Regions from separate parts of the Homo sapiens genome. Here region 2 is linked to region 1. Evidence: chromatin contacts called from ENCODE Hi-C data. All regions are on one chromosome and are shown on one strand. Each heading gives the region's core, a stretch centred on a gene start or an enhancer-like site at or near the end of the contact. The rest is flanking DNA. Distances are from core to core; before and after follow the strand shown. Region 1 overlaps SPTY2D1 (SPT2 chromatin protein domain containing 1). Region 2 holds the start of SAAL1 (serum amyloid A like 1).

Region 1 (7,264 bases), core at 2,277-4,776:
TCCAGAAGGAACAGAACTCCTGTTTTATCCCAGGGCTTACCAGAAATATCTTGTTACATTTTCTAGCTTAGTAGTGCCAATATTTCTGAATTTATAAGATCAGTAAAATTTCTTTCTTTCTTTTTTTTTTTTTTGAGACAGAGTTTCACTTGTTGCCTAGGCTGGAGTGCAATGGTGCGATCTCGGCTCACTGCAACCTCTGCCTCCCAGGTTCAAGCAATTCTCCTGCCTCAGCCTCCCGAGTAGCTGGGATTATAGGCATGTGCCACAACGCCTGGCTAATTTTGTATTTTTAGTAGAGATGGGGTTTCTCCACGTTGGTCAGGCTGGTCTCGAACTCCCGACCTCAGGTGATCTGTCTGCCTTGGCCTCCCAAAGTGCTGGGATTACAGGCGGCGCCACCGCGCCCGGCCAAAATCAGTAAAATTTCTAAAAATAAATACAATTTACAAACCTCCACAGAATCATTAACTTTTGCCAAGACACCAAAAGTAGCAACTACCATCTACTATAATCACAATTTCATTTAAAAATTTAAAGTTGAATGAAGTATGAATGACTCTCAGAATTATATTGTTCAAACTGAGTAAGTTTGACTGTAGGAAAAACTCACTACATTATCCTTATTTTTGTCATTTTACCAAAAGACTGATAAAAACTTTGCAAAAGACAGGCATTGATCAACAGCCCAGGATCTGGGAACAACTACTTTCTAGTTTTTGATTACAGACACTTCTTTTGTTCTTCTACGGTTGTTTTTAATATGCATGGCTTGTCTCCCTAGCTTAGTTTCTCAACCTTAGCTCAATGACATTTCGGACCAGATAATTCTTTGCTGTCAGGGGGCTATCCCATGCATTGTTTGTCAGCAGCATCCCTGTCCTCTATTCAGTAGATGCCAGTGGCATCCCCCATCCCCAGTTGTGACGATTGCCAAAAGTCCCCTGGAGGGCAAAATTGCCCTTGTTAAGAATCAATGGTCTAGTTGAACTAGGAAATTTAAAACAAGTAATTCAATCATTGGTTCCTTTTTATATTCTCCGTGGAGCCTAACAAGTGCTTTAATAAATCTCTATTAGCATAAAGCAAGTACGACCTAGCAGCTAGCAGGTGCCACCAATGATCATATACCTTGGGACAGCAGATTCCTGAAGGATCAGTGTTTAGGATCTTGATACTAACCATTATAACAAGCAGAAACACAAGTACAATCTAAAAACAGTTCCTGGCACATAATGGGTGCCCAAGAAATATCTGCTGAATAAGCTTCCGATTATACCCTGATCCTTGAAGACAGGTCTCTTTAGTCCTCAGGAAAAAGTAGATTAATTCATCCATTGCAGCATACATATGTAAGTCACGTACATTCACCCTGAATGTTCACAAATCACAAAGCTAAGTTTATCACACTTAGGGACATTTCAAGGGTGAACACAGAGATCCTAGACAAGTCTCTTTCTAAAGACCTTTCCAAGCCATTAAAGGAACTCTCAGCAGGGAATAGTGACTCATGACTATAATCCCAGTATTTTGGGAAGCTGAGGAAGGCGGATCTCTGAGCCCCGGAGTTAGAAACTAGTATAGGCAACATACTGAAACCCCATCTCTATAAAAAATAAAAAGTTAGCCAGGCATGGTGGCACACGCCTATAGTCCCAGCTACCTGGGAAGCTAAGGTGGGAGAACTGCTTGAGCCTGTGATTGTGCCTGGGCAACAGAGCAAGACCCTGTCTCAAAAACAAAAAAACAAGGAACTCTCAACCACAAGGCAGATAAAACATCACGATTCTATCAACACTACAGCACATTAAAGGACAGCACATGAGGGGTTCAAAGGGTCCCTGATAATATAAAAACTCTTTCCAATTTCCTAATGACAAATATATACTCTTTCGGGTGAGGGGAAATTTTACCTTGGGCAGCTCTGTAGCCAGATAGGGGAGGCTTCATTCCATTCATCTGTCCATTGCTGGACCGGCTAATGATATTCTTGGAAGAAATTGTTTCGGAGACAACAGTGCACTTAGGCTTTATAGTGGGACCTGAGCTACTAACTGTTTGCCCAGGTCCCAAGCTGCTCACTGGTCTTCCTGGGACTGAATTACTGACAGTCCGTCCAGCTGGAATTGAGCCACTTATGGATCTCCCAGGGCCACTGACAGACCGCCCCGGGGGGCCCAAGCCACTCACTGGTCGTCGAAGTTCATGTGGACTGCTCACAGGCCGGCCAGGGCCACGAGAGCTGCCCAAGGGTCTTGCAGAACTAACTGAACCACTGATGGGTCGCCCAGGGCCACCTGAGCTGCTTGCAGGTTGTCCAGGGCCACATGTACCACTGACTGTCCGCCTAGAGGGATTTGAGTCATTGGTTGGCTTCTTGGACCCACTGATTGATCGCTCAGGTCCTGAGCTGGAGCTGCCATTCTGGCGCCTAGGCACAGGGCCAGAACTAACTGTGGGTCGAGCAACCCCTGTGCTGGGCTGCCCAGGGGCTGAGCTAGAGCTGCTGCCTGGCTGCCTGACACCTGGACTCTTAGCCTTATTGTGTGGGGTGACCATGGGCCCAGGCCTGGAATGGCTAGGATGGGACAGAGATTTTTTGGCTTTGTGCTCAACAGCAGATTTCTGAGTCCTGCTAGCAGAAGTCTTTGGGACACTTGGTGAAGAGGTGCTGGAATGAGGCTTTCCAGCTCCATTAAAAACAGGTTTGTCGTGGCCCTCACGAAGTGAGGGTTGGGAGCTATTGCCAGATCCTGCCTTGATCCTCTCTCCTGGCATGGATTTGGATGAAGACAAAGCGAGGTGTTTCTCATTGGCCATGCTGGGTCTTGATTTCTTCTCAGCATGAGGAAGGGGCATTCCTTTGGAAGAAGGATGCCTGTCTCCAGAACCTTTGCTAAGTTTTGTGCCCACACTTTCTTTCTGAGAGGGTGCCTTTTTGGACACAGTTGGAGGTAGTTTTCCATCTGTCTCAAGTTTTTTTCTCCTATGCTTTCGTTCAAGGAATTCTCGCTCCCTAAGTTCTTCTGCGGTCATAGGTCGCTCTTCTGATTTCTTCACTACCTTGATTTCCACTGGTTCAAACTGCTTTTTCTCAGCCAGCCTGAGTAAATCAGTGAAGTTCATGGGTGGTGGGGCACTTTTAAGGGGGACCTTTGGTTTGCTTTCAACTTTGGGAGGTTCTTGCTCTTCCTCATACTCCTGCTCTGACTCTGCGTGATTGTACTCGAGGAATTCATTCTCTTCTTCCATTTCATACTCTCGGTCGGTTCCTTGGCTGGTATGGCTTTCTGTTGCCTGCCTCTTCTTTGACTTTTCCTCAATAGGAATCCCATTGTAACCATGGAAATTATCCTTTGTCCTCTTGGCCATAGCTCTTGCTTTCTTGTCATGTTTGAGCTCAATTCGCTTTTTCACTAGTTCCTCTTTTCTCCTTTTCTCCTCTAAGGCTAAAAGGGACAAAACAAGAATATGTTATTACTTCGAGATCTCAAGATTGCAGTATGCTCAAGTGAAAACACAACGTTCAGGTTACAGTTTGAAGACATCTAGGAATCAAATGAGGAAGTCATGTGAACAAGTATCAATTGAGTCATCTTTACATAATGAGTGGGAGACATATGGGTTTTTCTATATGACTAAGCAAGTGGGAGACTTGGTTTTCAGCTTTAAATATACAAAATACTTCAAACCAAATACATTACCAAGTTAAGAGAACATTAGTATCCACTTAGTAGTTGTTATTAATTATGATTCAATGAATACTTAAACATATTGAATCAGTTTCTTTGTATTTGCATGAAGTAGAACTATTCGAAATAAAGACTTTAAAACTTATCTCTATTTTAGCCTTTTAGATAGCATTCTGTTAATAAAAATTAAAATACAAAATGGGTAGAAACACTTTCAGAACCAAGATTAAAGAAAGAATGGAGTTCTTACTGGGGACTTACTATGGCCAATTAGAAGACATGGCTACTAACCCCCAAAAAGCTGTTACTTCAAGGGGAGAAAAAAAGAAAACGTTTATACAAATGATCGAGGTAACATATGTAAAGCCATGAATACAGTCAGTTAACCTGGACACACACACACACACACACACACACACACCCTCCCAAATCTGTTGGCCTGTTATGTTTTTATAGACAGCCACTGGTTTAGTACAAGCTAGATGGTGAAGATGGAATACTTTAAAATTGAGAATAAGGCTATAGATACATACCTTTTCGTCTCAGCTCCTCTTCTTTCCTTTTAAGAAAAGCTTGTACAGCTGCTGATTGGACACCTTTAACTTTTGGGTCTTTTTTTGGAGGCCCCACTGCCAAACTATACCTTTTCTAAAAACAAAAACAGTAAAAGTTAGAAGCAATTCAACTTTTAAAATACATTATTAGGTATAAGGCACTGTGCCAGGTAATAAGAGGTATAAATGTTAACTGTGAAACCTATTCTGAATAATTGAGAGATCATATAACCCATAATAAAGCTTAGCTATAAAATTTCAGACTATTTATTACGTATGGTGATTTTGGGGTACAAAGTTTCCATGTAACATCCCAAAATAATGCATAAATGAACAATTCACAGAAACACTGTTTTCAGGCTATTTTCCAAAAAAGAACCTGGACTGGGTAACTAAATGAAATCACCACTTAGAAGAATCGATTATTTGTGTTTTAAAATTCTGATTTAGGCTGGGCTCAGGGTCTCATGCCTGTAATCTCAGCACTTTGGGAGGCGGAGGCGGGCGAATCATGAGATCTGGAGTTCGAGATCAGCCTGGCCAACATGGTGAAACCCCATTCCTACTAAAAACACAAAAAATTAGCTGGGCGTAGTGGCGGGTGCCTGTAATCCCAGCTACTCAGGAGGCTGAGGCAGAAGAATTGCTTGAACCCGGGAGGCAGAGGTTGCAGTGAGCCGAGATTGTGCCACTGCACTGTAGCCCGGGCGACAAAGTAAGACTCCGTCTCAAAAAAAAAAAAAAAAAAAAAAAAATCTGATTTAGGCCAGGTGCGGTGGCTCACGCCTATAATCCCAACACTTTGGGCGGCTGAGGTGGGAGGATTACCTGTGGTCAGGAGTTAGCAACCAGCCTGGCCAACATAGTGAAACTCCGTCTCTACTAAAAATACAAAAATTAGCCGGGCATGGTGGCGCACATCCGTAATCCCAGCTGCTTAGGAGGCTGAGGCAGGAGAATGGCTTGAACCCAGGAGGCAGAGGTTGCAGTGAGCCGAGATTGCGCCACTGCACTCCAGGCTGGACAACAGAGCAAAACTCCGTCTCAATCCATCAATCTATAAGTAAGTAAGTAAGTAAGTAAATGTATAAAATTCTGAGTTTAAAAATAGCCTGCCTTAGAAAGAAGCATTTCAAAGTCCAACTTTTCAAACGAACAGAAAAAACTACTCCTCACAACTATTTTCTCTCCTGACTACTCCAGATGATTTCCTAGTAGAGACTCATAGCTACATGTTTTATTTTGCTTAGAACACGGAAACACTGAGGTTTTACTTTGACCACACACAAAGGCTGGGGCAAACCACAGCAAAAAAGCATTTCAAAAAATCTATGCAATAAAGGCCCAATTCCCAGCAACCTTTAACTGTAGCTCTTATGTTCACTAAATGTTAATTTGCCTCACAACCTCCTTTTTAGACAGGTTCCTATAACACCCAAAAAAAGCTTACATTATCCTGGCACAGATGAAGTCTCTGGACCTCAGTTTTTATATAACTGCATCAAGAAATTACTAAACTCAAGTAATGTTAATTTGAACTATAAAAGGAAAAATATTTCCACTTTATAAGTACCTATTATGAGAGAAATATGACGAACATAGAGCTAAAATAAATTCAGACCAGGGATGATTCACCTCTACGACCATTCCACATTAAATCCAGGAAATAAGATTTTTAAAGTATCCTCCTTTTTTTGTTTTGTTAGGCAGATGCATTCTCATCTAACGTACCTGTTGCTGTGGCTAGCAGAAAAAGAAACATGTCCAAGAACAAATTGAGACAACTTAGGAACAACTTAGGAACCAAAAAAGTATTCCCAAATATGTATGAAATTCTTGGAGGAAAACCAAAAGATATGTGCTTACTATAAGGCTGCCAAATACGACGTATCTTGAAACAGGCTGGAAGTTTCAACTAAATTAGTCTGCCAACAAAGCAGCTGGCCAAGGAAGCAGGCTCTAATTCAACCTGAAAATCTTGCATGATAGCAATGCTGAGAAGTGACATATCCCTAATAGAGAGAAGTCCCAAGACAGCATCCAGATTTCTTTCCCAGTCACCTTGGCTAGGCCATAGTGAGATCCTTTAAAGTCCATATCTTTGTAAATTTAATTTTAGACTCTTTCCATAGTGGATAGGGGCTCAATATTTAAAGGAGAAAAGGGAGAAAGAAAGGGAGAGGAGAAAGGAGAAGTAATACTGCTAACCTAACTAGATATATATAAAATTGCCCTTGTTTACAAGAAAAGAACCACAAACATAGGTATTAATCACAAGGAGCTTACATTTTCATTGTGGAAAGGGCACCATGAATATGATTCAAATGAAGACATACAAAAAACTCATAAGCAGAGGCACACACTCACTCCACTCCATCCCATTAAGGGATTTGGAAGCAGAAGAAGGTGGATTTTTTTTCACTAACACTTAAGATTTTCCTGGCCAGGCGCAGTGGCTCAAGCCTGTAATCCTAGCACTTTAGGAGGCTGAGGCGGGAGGACAGCTTGAGCCCAGGAGTTAAGACGCCAGCCTGGACAACATGGTGAGAACTCATCTCTTTAAAAAAAAAAAAAAAAAAAAGGCTGGGTGCAGTGACTTACACCTGTAATCCCAGAACTTTGGGAGGCTGAGGCAGGCGGATCACAAGGTCAGGAGATCGAGACCATCCTGGCCAACATGGTAAAACTGCATCTCTACTAAAAATACAAAAATTAGCTGGGCGTGGTGGTGCCTGCCTGTAAGCCCAGCTACTTGGGAGGATGAGGCAAGAGAATTGCTTGAACCAGGGAGTCGGAGGCTGCAGTGAGCCAAAATTGCGCCACTGCACTCCAGCCTGGTGACAGAGCAAGACTCCGTCTCAATAAACAAAAAACAAAAATTTCCTGTCCCTGTCCATTATATAGCTCATAGAGTTACAAAGCCCCATACAAATCAAAGCCCCATGCAAGGTTTTCCCCAAGAAAAATGCAAATACATATATTAGCATTACTTATTTTAAACAGGACTGGTTTGCTGTC
Region 2 (7,264 bases), core at 1,858-4,357, 510 kb before region 1:
GCCTACATGTGTATAGGAATACATTCATAAGAGCTACGTATTTAGTCCGAATCTGTTGAGAGCTCAAATCCTCCAGCCTCAAAGACAGAAGTTTAGCATTTATAGCCCCTGGGATCTCATTCCCTATATCATATATGGGTGTGATTACAGACAGGAGATAAAGCCTTTCCCCAGAGTGAAGGACTGAACCGTTTTTAAAACATTCATTCACCATCTCCTCACCCAACAGTCTTCAGAGTTTTGTTTCCAGCCTCATACCTCATCCATTGACATATCCCATACTCTGCAAATTTCATTCTCCATTTCTTCATCAAGCTCCGTCAGCTGCTCCTCATCATCTGAGCTAGATTTGGTGTTTTCAGGGCTAACAATCTTCAGAAACACAAAGAAAGAAAACATGAATAAAAGTTGTCTACAATACTAACCAGGTACCCAAATACAGCAGGTGATCAAATAACATTTCCTCGTAACGCTGATGAGAAAAAAATTTGATTCCTGGCCAGGGCCACTGTCTGTGTGGAGTTTGCATGTTCTCCCCAAGAGTGCATGAGTCTGTTCCAGGTACTTTAGTTTCCTCCTACATCCCCCAAATTTGCACATTAGCACAACGGGTATCTAAATGGTCCCAATCTGAGTGAGTGTGGGTGTGTGTGTACCTGTGATGGGATGGCATCCTGTCCAGGGCTGGTTTCTGCCTTGCACCTTGAACTGCTGGTACAGGCTCCAGCCACCCTCAACCCTGAACCAGAGCAAGTGGGTTGGGAAATGGATGAATACAAATTATTATAAAACAAAAATCTGTAAAGAAGACAATAACCATAGAGATGCGTGACAATAATTATGTGGTAGGAAAGTGCTCAGTAAGCCTGCCTTATTTGTTATTGTTTTTGGACTGTACAGTAGTAAGAGGTGATCATTTTTGCTTTGTAAACATTTATTCCTTGATTTAACACAATCAAAGAATAAAGGTTGTAGTGATAATCACTACAACCACCATCACTCACTAACTCACCAAAACTGGGTGAATAATTATCTTGTTTTTATTAACCTTTCCTAAACGTATTATAGCTCACATTTATCTCAATGTTTAATATTAGAAGTGTTTTAGGTCCTCATTTAGAAGTTTGGTGATGTTCTTGTGTCCAGAAATATGCCACAGGGACTTAACTCTTGTTTATATCAATTAGCTATGGTAAAATTGGTTTCATTATCAGTAATTTTGCTTACAGTCACAATTTCCAAGAACCTACTGATGTTAAGTGAGCACTTACTTTAATATTAACCCATAATCGTTTAGAAGTCACAAAGAGGCTATCAGCAAAGTATCTTCTCTTGCAAAAATCTTCTTTTAAAAATGTAGTACCTTGGGTAGATCTACTCTTTCAACATTCACAAAGTAAATACTGTTGCTAGGCACTGGGGTAGATATACAAAGACAAGTAAGATATAATCCCTTACATTTAAGCTTTTTTTTTTTTTTAACTTTTAGGATCTAGTGGGGAAAGACATGTAAAGGGATAGTCATATTAGAAAAGGCAAAGTGATTCAACTGAATTGTGGACAAAGAGTTCTGGTAGCAAAAACGATGGACCAATGACCTATTCCTAGGAGAAGATGGGGAACCTTCCCTTAGGTGCTGATATTTAAGCTAAATTTTAAAGGAAGAATAGTAGTTTGTCATGTGAAGAAGGAGAGAAGTGAGTATTCAGAGGAAAGCACAAGAGTTCAGAGTTAAGAAAGGGCCTAGCATGTTTGGGGATGGTGAACAGTTCAGAGTTGATGGAACACAGTGTATCATGAGAAGATGAGGCTGGAAAATGTACAAACAGCCCTGGATTCCAAACTTCAAGAAACATGCATTTTTCTCCCAGGCAAAAAGAACTAAGAGCAGTATCATGAATAGCCCTGTCTTTAAAGAAGATTATTCTGGCAGCTGTGTAGAAAATTGACTGGAGAGGATAGACAATAGGAGGAGAGGAACCAATTAGGGAAACATGGGGGGAAGAAAACACATTTACTGACAGCCTCCTATAAGCCAAACACCATGCTAAGCACTCTGTTGCCATTATAATCTCACTTAACCTACACAATAACCTTATATATAATATAAATATTATAATCCCATTTTATAGAAATTAAGGGACAAATAGAGGTTCTGAGCCGTTAGGTGACCTGCAGCTAGTGGGTAAGGAAGCTGCGTTTTTTGTTTTTTTGAGACAGGGTCTTACTCCGTCCCCCAGCCTGGAGTGCAGAAGCTGGATCATAGCTCACTGCAGCCTCCAACTTCAGGCTCAAGCGATCCTCCAGCCTCAGCCTCCTGAGTCGCTGGGACTACAGGCGTGCACCGTCACGACCGGCTTTTTTTTTTTTTTTTTTTTAAGTTTGTAGAAACCAGGTCTATGTTGCCCAGGCTGGTCTCAAACTCCTGGCTCAAGCGATCCTTCCGCCTCGGCCTCCCAAAGTGTTGGGATTACAGAGGTGAGCCACCGCGCCTGGTCAGAAGCCACGTTTTTAATATAAAAGTTGTATAACCCTAAAGTCACCATTTATTCTATTACAACGATAGTCCATGAAATACATAAATTAAGGACCTGGGCTTCAGAAATGACAGTGGGGATGGGGAGCAAAACCCGAGGAATGCAGTTACACGATCATGTATTTTTGGAGAACTTGGGAAAGCAAAATAGAACGGCAAGTATTTCAGCATCCCTACCATTATACTTCCCTTTGTGTCGAGAGACCCCGAGGGGGCCCAGATAGTTTTGGGGTCCGCAGCGGCCGGCGAAACGCAAGGAGCAAGGTCCCGCAGCGCACGCCTGGGGAGGGGTCTTTGTGGGGATGGCGGCTCCCGGGGCAGGAGGATTCGCCAGAGGCGGAGCCCCGGTGCCTGGGGGATGTAGGGACACCCCACGCGTGGCGCGAGTTTCCACACCTGGATGAGTCCGCTGAGGACGCCGAAGAGCCAGTGTTTGCTGTAGACCGTGCTCCCTATGCAGTCTCCACCGGCCACCTCCTCCTCCTCCTCCTTGTCGCGACCCGGCGGCGGCGGCGAGGGGTTGCGGTCCATGACTTTGTCGCGTCCCGCGCTTGAAGGCCGTGCCGGAAGCTGCGGAGGAGACGACCGGCGCCCTAGTGCCAGAGCGCCCGGCGTACCCGGTGGGACTCCCCCTACAGCGCCATCTGCTGTTCGGAGCCTGGCCAGCTGCCAAGGCGGCTTGACCTCCCCCACCCCATCCTATCGAGGACCCTGGCACGAACATACTCATAATTATTTGTCACCCTCACTGAATCAGGTGTTCCATTTCTCCAGGAGCTCTTAGACTGATTGAAGAAGGAAGGGTGGGGAGCAGTGAGGAAGCCTCAGGAACAGATGTGAATCTCAAAGCTAGCGGACTTATTCTATTCGCCTTCTGATCTATGTTGCCCAGGCTGGTCTCGAACTTCTGGCTCAAGCAATCCTTCTGCCTCGGCCTCCCAAAGTGTTGGGATTACAAACGTGAGCCACCGCGCCTGGTCAGAAGCCACTTTTTTTATATAAAAGTTGTATAACCCTAATAATATAATCCTCTGATCTCTGGCCACTGTTGCCATTCCTAAAAATATCCGTAGGGGAAGCTGGATGGCTTGTGAGGGATTCCAGGGATCCAAAGTGATTCGAAAAACTAAAGAGGCACCATTTGTCCCCATTGGAATGGCAGGTTTTGCAGTAGTTGCTGCATACGGATTATACAAATTGAAAAGCAGGGGAAATACTAAAATATCACGTCACCTGATCCACATGCGTGTGGCAGTCCAGCTTTGTTGTAGGAGCAATGACTGTTGGTATGGGCTATTCCATGTATCCGGATTTCTATGCAAAACTTAAACCTTAGAAGAAGAGATGTTGTCTTTGTCTTGTTGGAGGAGCTTGACTCATTAATGAGTCATCTCATTATTGAAGTTACATGTTTATGTTGAACATAAATTATTTGGGTAGGTTCAGATGATACTACGGTATTTTGAATAGTCGCTTCCTTTCGTGTAGGCTTGATTTGCCTGGTGACCAAATTATTAGTGACTAGTTCACTAACTAGATCATTCCGGGGAGCCAAGTTAACACACAAGAAACACGTCACCTAAATGCGCTTGATGGTGTTAAAATGTCCAACTTCTTAAACTGTTAAGATGAAATTAATACTAAGGAAGATAGCAGGCCAATCCTGAAGTACTCCCAGTTTGCTGCAGAATCTTGCATGTTTCGAATGTTAAGAGTCCAATTTACTCCAGTTAATTTAACTTTTTTTCTGTCTGTCTTGTGGACTGGTTGGCTCTTTTAGAACTCTTTAAAAAAAAGTGCATGAAATATAACTTGTAAAGCCTCCTACAACTGACAGTATTGTGTGCGTGTGTTTAAACCGAATCTAGAAACCTTACAACAGACCTGCATAGTATTAGTATTGATTAAAGAACCACAATTGTAAACATGAGAAAACCTTAATTATGGATTTCAGTTTAGCACTTTTGTAATTGCAGAATTACATTTTTGCTGCTGTTATATTAGAAGAATTTTTCAGTGTCATCTTGAAATAGAAATGTGTATTTTAAGCACCCATGCAAAGGTAAATGAAAAACACTTCTTTCTCCATAAGAATCGTAAACATTAAACTAAAAAAATTACCTATGATGGAATTGATTTACAAGTACCCACTTTGATTTAATGGAATTAAATTTATAGATGATATAAGCTACTTCCACATGAAATTTCAAAAATATCAATATAATGACCAAACAGGAATGGAGACATGAAATTATTTATTTATTTATTTATTTTATTTATTTTGAGACGGAGTCTCGCTGTCGCCCAGGCTGGAGTGCAGTGGCGCGATCTCGGCTCACTGCAGGCTCCGCCCCTTGGGGTTCCCGTCATTCTCCTGCCTCAGCCTTCAGAGTAGCTGGGACTACAGGCTCCCGCCACCTCGCCCGGCTAATTTTTTTTTTGTATTTTTAGTAGGGACGGGGTTTCACCGTGTTAGCCAGGATGGTCTCGATCTCCTGACCTCGTGATCCGCCCGCCTCGGCCTACCAAAGTGCTGGGATTACAGGCGCGGGCCACCGCGCCCGGCCGAAATTATTTAAAATAAAATGTCCACATGAATATTTTAAATACTCAGTCATAACTATATTAGAAAACATAATGAAGGTGTCCAATGTTTGCCTAGAATTACTGTGATACTTACGTCAAAGTCAAACAAAACATAGAGATGAATCTCTAAATTTAAAGCAATTGATTTAGAAAGTAAGAATTACAATTCAGGGCATACACACAGATGAGACAGGTGGGCGTCTTCAATATATCTGAAGTACAAAGAGAAGGTTGGGGCTTTTATAAAAAGGAGAAATGTTACACGTTGTTTTGAAAGAAATTTTATTGGTTTTAGTAAGGTTTGGGGGAGCTTGCAAGCTAGGATTGGTGAGAGATGGCAGCAGGTAAAATTAGTCTTAGAGTCACAGTAGGTTGTTTCAGCAGTTGTTAGATAAAACTGGTCTCCGTTTACAAGAGGCAGTTTCAGCAGTCAGGCTTGCAGAGAGTTACCTTTTTGGAGACAGAAGGTCTCCCTGTGTTGCTCAGGCTGGTCTCCAACTCCTGATCTCAAGTGATCCTCCCACCTCAGCCTCCAAAAGTGTTAAGATTACAGGCATGAGCAACCATACCCAGCTCATTTCTTTTATTTATTTTATTTTAATTAATTAATGTATTTATTTATCTTTTGAGATGGAGTCTCGCTCTGTCGCCCAGGCTGGAGTGCAGTGGCACGATCTCGGCTCACCGCAAGCTCCGCCTCCCGGGTTCACACCATTCTCCTGCCTCAGCCTCCCGAGTAGCTGGGACTACAAGTGCCCACCACCACGCCTGGCTAATATTCTTTGTATTTTTAGTAGAGACGGGGTTTCACCATGCTGGCCAGGATGGTCTCGATCTCCTGACCTCGTGATCCACCGCCTCGGCCTCCCAACTCATTTCTTTTATCATATACACACATATAGGTTATGTTTACCAACCATCATATTGATGTGAGTCCACAATTCAATACTTGCTGGTTTATGATATATAATTTATGTTAAATTTTGACATATACTCATGGTATATTATTTGTTTTATTCTTAATAAAATAAAAATGAGTTTTAAAAAGAAGAGGCCAGGACTGGGCGCGATGGCTCATGCCTATAATCCTAGCACTTTGGGAGGCTGAGGTGGGCTGATCACTTGAGGTCAGGAGTTCAAGACCAGCCTGGAAAACATGGAGAAACCTGGTCTCTACAAAAAATATGAAAATTAGCCAGGCATGGTTGCGCACACCTGTATTCCCAGCTGGGAAGATGGCTTGAGCCTGGGAGGTGGATGTTGCAGTGAGCTGAAATCGCACCGGTGCACTCCAGCCTGGGTGACAGAGTGAGATCCTGTCTCAAAAAAAAAAAAAAAAAAGAAAGAGGCCAGTCTAAAATTCATTTGTAAGTTGTTGGCATTACTGAGATAACCTCCCAATGTCTTCTCAACTTTTATTTGAGTCTGATACTCACAGCTAGGCTCCATGAGTTTTGTTTTTTTTCTTTTCTCTTTGGATCTCAGGTGCACAGAATTGGATTAATCATAATCCTTAGTTATTACACACTCTCCAATGTCATCAGTGTGCTAATCAAACAGAATTACATTTTATAACCAGAAAGCAGGTTTTTTTTCCTTTCTTTTTTTTTGTCCCAATATCTCTCACTTTGATCCTGAACACAAGTCAATTCATGCCTTCCCTAGTTACTCAAAGGTTATTGAAAGTACTGTACAGGCCAGGTACGGTGTTCTCATGCCTGTAATCTCAGCATTTTGGGAGGCTAAGGTGGGAGGATCACTTGAGCCCAGGAGTTCAAGACCAACCTGGGCAACATAGTAAGACCCTGTCTCTACAAATGTTCTTTTTAAAATTAGCCAGGTGTGGTGGGGAGCACCTGTAGTCCCAGCTACTCAGGAGGTTGAGGTGGGAGGGTAGCTTGAGCCCAAGAAGTTGAGACTGCAGTGAGTGGTGATCATGCCACTGCACTCCAACCTGGGCAACAGAGCAAGACTCTGTCTCAAATAACAAAACAAAACAAAACAAACAGTGTTATACAGGTAGTAATTTAAAGCCACAGGTTTGATGGCATTTAGTTTATCTCAAAATGGTAACTAGAAAGTCCAGGTCCAAGTCATGATTTGAAGCTTCCAATTCATTTAAAATGAAAATTTCTCTCCCCT

Evidence for each region. A loop is a pair of places that touch in the nucleus more often than their neighbours do. Pooled maps may share reads with other maps.
Region 2: a pooled map shows a loop between it and region 1 (5-fold over the local background). The contact joins the promoter of SAAL1 here to the enhancer-like site in region 1. A Hi-C loop is called at or near these places in 6 of 50 pooled maps.

Annotation. Positions count from the first base shown.
Region 1 is chr11:18,612,650-18,619,913 of GRCh38, forward strand. It overlaps SPTY2D1 (SPT2 chromatin protein domain containing 1), which reads right to left. Exons shown (of 6, transcript NM_194285.3): 2 at 4,226-4,340; 3 at 1,914-3,449. Among named protein-coding and RNA genes, the nearest start is that of MISFA, 16 kb to the left of the region's middle. RefSeq lists an enhancer at 2,964-4,163. Within about 2 kb of position 3,527, at least 2 of the 41 ENCODE cell types and tissues checked have a DNase peak (open chromatin) inside an H3K27ac peak, as active enhancers do.
Region 2 is chr11:18,102,975-18,110,238 of GRCh38, forward strand. It overlaps SAAL1 (serum amyloid A like 1), which reads right to left and starts at 3,108. Exons shown (of 12, transcript NM_138421.3): 1 at 2,933-3,108; 2 at 259-372. The coding sequence starts at 3,067. It also overlaps the pseudogene HIGD1AP5. RefSeq lists enhancers at 2,854-3,113, 3,264-3,313.